Regions from separate parts of the Mus musculus genome. Here regions 2 and 3 are each linked to region 1. The links are chromatin loops, found by intact Hi-C in ENCODE. Cell type or tissue: gastrocnemius. All regions are shown on one strand.

Region 1 (2,500 bases):
TAATCACAATAAATGTCTATAAAAGCCCCTTTCCACAGGAGGGAAGTGTATCTTCTGTTTGCACATGGCAAACAACATTTCTGTGTGTGTACTGGGTGTGTCAGCTTCCTCATAATGTGCAAAGATTACCAGCCCGCTATAAAATTCCTAGGCGTATTTGCTCAGTTCTACTGGGTACAGCTTGGCACATCGCAGGTAGATTTGGCTCGTCTTTTCTTTAACCAAGGAATGCATTTGCAGCATAGTTTTATGGCCCTCTGGAAAGTTGGGATGTCGTTTTGCCTTGAGCTAGAGTTAAGGAATATGCCATAATCTAACCTTTCACTTAACATAGATGGGACTCTGCTCCAACAAACTGAGCTAACTGACCTGGACTGCATTACAAGTGTACTCTACTACTTGGTAATTAGGAAAAAAATACTTTTAACAATTCAGCTAAATAGGTTGGACATACTTTGTTTTTTTGAAACAGGGTTTCTCTGTGTAGCCCTGGCCATCTTGGAACTTGCTCTGTAGACCACACTGCCTTCAAACTCAGCCCTACCTGCCTCTGCCTCCCAAATGCTGGGATTAAAGGCATGGGCCACCACGTTGTTTGTAGCCGGTTTACCATGAAAAAGGAGATTGTAGAGCAGCCATTCTTGAGTCTGCTTTTGGGTGGTAAAACCCTTTTGAGGGGTGGTAGTTTGCATATCAGATAGTTAGTTACTTTGCAGTTTGTAACAGTAGCAAAATTACAGTTTTGAAGTAGCAGCCAAAATAATGTTATGGTGGTGGAATGTCATAACCTGAGGAAATGTGTTAAAGGAAGGATTAGGAAGGCTGAGAACCTCTGCCTGAAGGGATCAATACTGCCTGCAAATCACTTTTCATCTTTAAAATTAGTAATTTTGAAGTGTTAAGTAGTAAAGTATATCGGATAATGATCCCTTTTATCAAAAACAAAAACAAACAAACAAAAAAAACAATGACAGTTTTGGGTGTTATCACCGTAGCTAAGTATACATCATCTACCTGGTTAGTCTTTTCCTTCCCTTAAGAGGGTCCCACTCTTGCATCAGAGATCTTACAGAATTGGCTCATTAAAGGAAACGATTTCATTCAGGATGTTGCAAATTCAAAGAAGTTTCATATGGAGAAACTTCTCTAAGAAAAAGAATGGGAACCTTGGCAGATAACCCAGGGAGTCCTGAGGGAGGACATGAAAAAGTACAGTGGGCCTTTCCTGTCCTCTTTCGTTCTTGTTTTTGTAATTGAAATGGTCTCACTGCTAACCCAGACTAGCCTCAGACCTATAGGTATGTGCCTGCCTCTTCCTGTGATCTCTTTCCCAGAACACAGAATGGGGGTGGATTTCTCAGCCACCAGTGCTTTCCAGAGGGTTCAGGTCCAGTTCTCTGATGTCACCTAAAGGTGATAGATTTCATTCTTTGGTACTGTTACGCTTTTTTTTTTTTTTTTTTTTTTTTTGTAATTTCTTTATGTGTGTGGATGCTTTACCTACCTGTATGTCTGTGTGCCATGTGTGTGGTGCCTGTGGAGGTCAGAAGAGGGCATCAGATCCCTTTGAACTGGATGGTTGTGAATTCCTGTGTGGAATTGACCTCAGGCTCTCTGCAAAGAGCAGTAAGTACTCTTAACTGCTGACTGGGCCGTCTCTTCAGCCCCTTCACGGTCCATGCTTTGATTGTACATGCATGCATTCTTAATTCATGCTGCAATAATGTGTTACATTTTATATTATATATATGTGTGTGTGTATCTCTATATATACATACATATCATATATATCATATATATGCTGTACTTGCTTAGCCCCTTTCAGCTTGTCAAAAATCTTGTGTTCTTTTGGGGAGGGTGTTGATTTTTATTATATTTACTTAATTTTGGGGTGAGGAAGGGGGGCTTGAGACAGTGTGTGTCTGCATAGCCCTGGCTGTCCTGGAACTCACTCTGTAGACTAAGCTAGCCTCAAACTCAGAAATCCACCACCACCACCACCCGGCTTACATTACTTCACTGTGTTCCTACCCAAGCTTGCAGAGATCTACTTGTAGCAGTCAGAGATCAACTGGGTGGAGTTGGTTCTCTCCTTCTACCATGTGGGTCCTGAGCAACAAACTCGGGTCCTCAGACTTGGTGGGCATATGCCTTTACTCTGAGCCACTTTAGCAGCCCAGGGTGCTGGATTGAACGAATATTTATTATTTTACTGTAAAGCTGTACATGTTTATTCGCCCCTCTGTTACTGGACATTTTAACATTTCTTCAGTTGGTTTATCTGTTTAAACTTTTCACCATAGTTGATTTAACATTATTATGTATTCTTTGTCTTGTCCCTGTTTGTGTGTCTCTTGGTATAAACACACAGACTCTTATATGCATTCTCTGTTCTGCTGGTATGTCTGACTTGGTGTTGTATCTATAACCTTTTGGTGGCTTGAATAAGAGATCGCCCCTCGTGAGCTCATGTGTTTGAACACTTGATCCCCAGCTGGTA
Region 2 (2,500 bases), 49 kb after region 1:
GATTACATCAAAGGATTCCCAAGGCTGGTTCTATGCTATGCCAACTGGGTAGGGATATCTATAAACACTGCTGGAACTTTAAACTTCAGTCCATCCTGGGACAAGAAGCCAGGACAGGAGCCATCAAGAACCTCAAAGTATATTTTACACTTCTTTTCTGTCAAGCCTGGGAGGTGACTCTAGGGTCAGGGTTAGAGCCACCTCCTGATGCCTATGCTCTGGGACCCAACCCAGTAGGCCTTGACTGCCCTGGTCCCTGAGGAGCTGACTGACTCGGTGAAGGAGCTGCCGGTGAAGGAGCGAATGAAAAGAGCCCCTTCCTTTCTACAGAGTAAGCTGCAGTCTTGCACAGCTCATCCTCCAAGTCATACTGCAGAACAGGTGCCACCATCATGCCCAGGAACAGAGAAGCAGCACTGCCTCAGCCTAGGCTGATCTGGCTTGGCACAAGCTATTAGGAACAGAAGCCATTGGCTCACAGGCTGACTGAAGCCCCGTGAGTGTTACCCGGCATGCTATGAGGACATCTCCCTCTTTCGGAAGGAGACTGGGCAACCCCTTGAGAAGCCACAGGATCTGCAGGGAGTTAGTTAGCCTGCTGGCCACTGCAGGGCTGCAGGATCTGCAGGCAGTTAGCCACTGCAGGGCTGCAGCAGCACACTGGGAGCCAGTGTAGAACAAATGCAGCACAGGAGCCAAACTCTGAGACCCAGATGCTGACTCTGTCACATGCTGGCCAGGGAAATGTTGAGTAGTTGTTTCGCTCTCTGTGACACACACACTTCCTTGTGAGTAAATGGCAGATGCCAATAGTCCTGCCTCACATGGTGGGTTACATGGACAATTAGACCTATACTGATACTGAGCACTTACAGCGATACTTAGCACATATCATCCTTCGTATGCTATTACTCTTCTTAACAAGCGAAGGTCAAGCAAGGTTCAAGCCCCAGACACCGACTCCATCCCCAGCTGTCTGCTGTGACTGGGAAGGGACAACTCTGTGACCGGGCACTGTTCCTGCTCTGCAGTCAGGTCTGGCGGGCAGTGAACAGGCACTGGAGTGACTACCACTGCTACTCACCTGCAACTGTAGGACCTGCTTCTCAAAGGTGGCTGCCTTGGCTTCCAGCGCCTTCCGTTGTTGCTCCTCCTGCCGGGAGGCCTCTGACTTCTCCACTAGCTCCTTGTTGACCTTGCTGAGCTCCTGTCGGAGCTTTGCCAGTTCTGTGTTCTGCCTGCAAGACAGTCCCCAGCCCCAGTTGAGAACAGTGAGCAAGCTTGGCAACTGCTCCCTCCTTCTGGCATATCTGCCCTTTCTTATTTTAGTGTCCAAGTCTTAGGGCCATTAGTAAAGTGATTTTTGCATGTCAACCATGTGGCTTTTGGTGTTTTATTGAAAATGGGTTGCCAATACAGTATGTGGATCATAGAGAGCAAAAGGCCCCTCCCAGACACCACCGGAAACACAAAGGCAAGACCCGTGCATGTCACCTCTGCTCACTCCCTGCAGTATTCCCCACCCCCACCAGGCAGTTTCTAAATTGAGGGGAGGCAGCAGCTGACAACTGGGTAACATTTCCTCAAGCTCCAGAGCTTTCTCCAGAAAACAAGCATCAGTAAACTCCACATGACAGAGAATGCCAGGGTTCTTCAATCCCATATCCTCCCAGGGAGGACTGAGACCCCAGCAGGTCCTTGTAACACCTACACTCTCACCCTCAACAAATCTGCTTTAATCCTCTGCCCTGTACCCCACATAGAGGGTGCAATAAGAATGAACATCAAAGTGTCACTAAGCCCGGGAAGTAAGATGCCAGCACAAGCCAAGGACAGAGAGGCACCTGATATTTCCCCCTGTCCCTCCCCCACAATCGCCAGCTGCAGGCTAGCATATATCAGCTCTTTCTAAGGCATCAAGACATGGGGGCTCTTAGACACCTGCTAAAGACTCAACTGCTCAGAACCCACATAGAAGCTGGATGTGAGGAGAGCAGGAACTCACAGGCAGCCCTGCATATGACTGCCACCCAGCCCTATATCCAGAAAGGCACTAGATTTTACCTGCTGTAGCCTAAAGAAGACTCACTAAGTCTACTCAAGCTCTAAGCCCTAGGGAACGTGCCTCCACAGTCTTTACATGAGACACTGGCTTACTTACTTGCTTTCCACCTGGCTGGTAGCCTGGTTCAAGGCATCCCTCAAGATGGAGTTCTCCTGCTGTAGGCGGGCCAGCTGGGTGTTAGGGCCATTCTCCAGCTGTTCCTGAAGAGTCCGGATCTGAAAAGTTGCCGACAGGAGCATCAGTGCATCAGCCACACAGAGAACTGACTGTGGACCTCCATCAGCAAGGTCACAGCTCAGAGTGAACACTCTGGAGGCTGTATCTGCTCCAAGGGAAGTCAGGAATGCTCATAAAGCAAGGGGCCCACACACTGCCACTCCAGTGCCAGGGTCTCAGGGACAAGTGTGGGCCTCCTTCACTCTCATACATAACACA
Region 3 (2,500 bases), 62 kb after region 1:
CGACTAAGTGTGAGAATCCCAGATGATAACCAAAGACACCTCACAGTGGGTCCTGACAGAAGCACAGGTGGGGACTGACGAGGACTCACGGCAAGGACATTCATGGTCTTAGGGACTGTCCAAAACCCATTCTGAAGGTCTTTCCCTCAAACGCAAATACCATTCCTCTGGACCTTCACAGCGAATGACAGGGACAGTGCTGAGTTCCAAGCACAGCATCTCCACAGGAAAGAAGTCATAGCCCAACCTTAAGCAGATTCCATGACCTGTCCTTAACCACCTCAGCCAAACTGAGCTGTGCTCTAGAACAGTCAGGACCCAGGCCTCTAAGCCTCTTGGGAGCCCAGTTCCATGTGATCATCTACATTTACAACCAAAGATCCTGGGAATAACAAAGGTAAGGACTGTCTAACATCACCACAGCCTCTCCCCAACCAGACATTTATAAACTGTGACCAAGAAATCTATAGGAAAGTACAAGGCTCTCAAAGGAACTAGAACACACCCTGCCCTCTTCCATCCACAGCCAAGACAGGCTCTGGGCAGCATGGTAAGTAGAGCCTTCACTCCCAGATCAGGTGGCCCTTCCCAGAGCATGCAAGCCAATGACGAACAGCTACATCTGAGCCCTAAATGGTCACAGACACATGTGGGGTTTCCAGTGCCCTGGCAGCAAGCACAGAAGCTGTGGAGAGTTTATTACGGCTTTCCCCTTGGATGGAGGAAAGAATACTCTATAACCAAACTGGGAATATATGTGTATTAAATGGTACCCTACAGACTAAATGACTATTTTCCTCTTTATACTTATTTTTCTTTTCTCCAAACTTCAACAGAAACAATTTTATACCTGAAAAAAATGCACACATCACAACAGTTATTAAGACAACTATGGAAAGCAAGCTCCCTGCTTGGGCTTTCAGGCAGAGGGGCTGAAGACCAACGAGACAGTTTCAGCAGCAGTCAAGATTTTCGTTAGAGCCCACAGAGAAAGACCATGGCTTTATCATGGGCTTGACCACAGAAGCCTGGACAGTAACTGAAGACCCAGCACTGCCACAGCCAGCAGTCACTAAATGGAGATTTCCAGAAGAATGCCAGCTAGCAGCTCACAGTGAACTTGCTTCCCTGGGGGATCTATTTACATTCTGTTTGGAGGTAGAAAGGGACAGAGGGACAGAGAAGAAGTGGGAAGAGGGCAAGAAAATGGGGGCTTGGGTTTTGAAGAACTCTTACACAAAGGTGCTCAAAGCACCTAGGGTTTTGTTCAGAGATTCAAACCCTGACACACAGTTAGCGTCAAAGAACAAAGGTTACCAAGGCTTGTTTTGAGTACACACCTGGTGGCTTCAGCCTGAAAAAAAGGGTGAAGAGTTAACTGTCTGGAGGATGGGAAGGGGTCTGAGGAGGACTGCCGTGGCGGCCCTGTACTGCCATCTGCTGGCCACATGACTTCTGCCAAGTCTAAGCTCTGGCTGTGTAAAGCAGGTAGAACTGGGCTGTGAGCAGCATAAATGCAAGAAATGCAACACCAAGCACCTGGACAGAGAGCCTGGCTACACAGCATGGCTGCCAGGACGGGTGAACAGGCGAAAGGTGAAAGAGGAAGGGAGCAACTGCAGCCCAGCCAATGGTTTTAAAGAAAGAGCTCTGATCTGCTCTGTACACCCTGAATAGGTTTTCCTGGAAGCTCTGATAACCCTTCTTTATCTCTTCTGTCTCATGCCCCTGTCAAGTTACAGCTCTTTTTACACTGCATTTCCTACTACACATCTGCCCGCTCTGTAAGTAGAATGGTGTCCTGCAATGCCACACACAGGAGCTCAGATACCTCCACCAGCATCCATCCACAGGTCACCCCTAGCTTCAGGGCACAGAAGCATCTTTGACATTCATCTTACCTCAGCTTACAAGCACTTACCAGGTAACAGGTGCCAGGGCCTGGGTGGGCACTGGCATCTTGTGGGAGGCCTGAGAACTTCTAACTCCCCGAAAGGACTAACAAGGTTTCCGCCGCCAGACAGGCTCCAGGAACACAGACTGGAGCTCCATAGTGGAGTTCTGTTTCTTTTCCAGTTTTTTTTTTTAATACTAATACAAATAGAAAAACTAGAGAAATGTAAAAGGGTAAATGAAAGATACAAAAAAAGTACCCACAATCCTATCTCCCAGTGGGTCTGTTCTCCCATATAGACCATGAGAGACTCACAAAAAACCTACTTCTTTCTGTTTTCTACATTTTGGAGGGTGGTGGGAATCTCTTGGCCATGACATCATGGTCACCTGGCCCCAGAATGATACCAGCCTACCAGCTGGGGAAGGAGAGGGTTTTCTTCAAAAAGCTATCCACAGAGTATGATAAAAGTACCAGAGCCCCTGTCTCACTAAATAAAGAGGTTACGGGCTCTGTGGTAGAGTCCTCATCAGACCTGGGTCTCAACTCCTCTTCCTCTGAGCAAGAAACAGGCCTCACTCCGATTAACAGCTGCCTCATTGTAGA

Evidence for each region. A loop is a pair of places that touch in the nucleus more often than their neighbours do. Peaks named below come from ENCODE experiments on the same cell type or tissue, not always from the same donor. Only the 100,000 strongest peaks of a DNase experiment are listed, where the experiment ranks them.
Region 2: a loop joins it to region 1, with 2.1 times the contacts of the local background. A loop is called at or near these places in 2 of 42 quality-filtered maps.
Region 3: it touches region 1 in a loop (2.4-fold over the local background); 3 of 42 quality-filtered maps call a loop at or near these places.

Annotation. Positions count from the first base shown.
Region 1 is chr2:143,917,738-143,920,237 of GRCm38, forward strand. All of the region lies in intron 1 of Dstn (destrin), which reads left to right. Among named protein-coding and RNA genes, the nearest start is that of Dstn, 3.7 kb to the left of the region's middle. In gastrocnemius, a CTCF peak has its summit at 1,560 (motif pointing right); a DNase peak (open chromatin) is centred at 1,543; H3K4me3 peaks cover 558 bases; H3K27ac peaks cover 662 bases.
Region 2 is chr2:143,966,356-143,968,855 of GRCm38, forward strand. Rrbp1 (ribosome binding protein 1) reads right to left here. Exons shown (of 24, transcript NM_024281.2): 6 at 2,162-2,280; 7 at 1,085-1,238. Among named protein-coding and RNA genes, the nearest start is that of Gm33804, 28 kb to the left of the region's middle. In gastrocnemius, no CTCF peak of the experiment used is centred here; no DNase peak of the experiment used is centred here; H3K27ac peaks cover 1,556 bases.
Region 3 is chr2:143,979,545-143,982,044 of GRCm38, forward strand. All of the region lies in intron 2 of Rrbp1 (ribosome binding protein 1), which reads right to left. Among named protein-coding and RNA genes, the nearest start is that of Rrbp1, 30 kb to the right of the region's middle. In gastrocnemius, a CTCF peak has its summit at 1,445 (motif pointing left); a DNase peak (open chromatin) is centred at 1,445.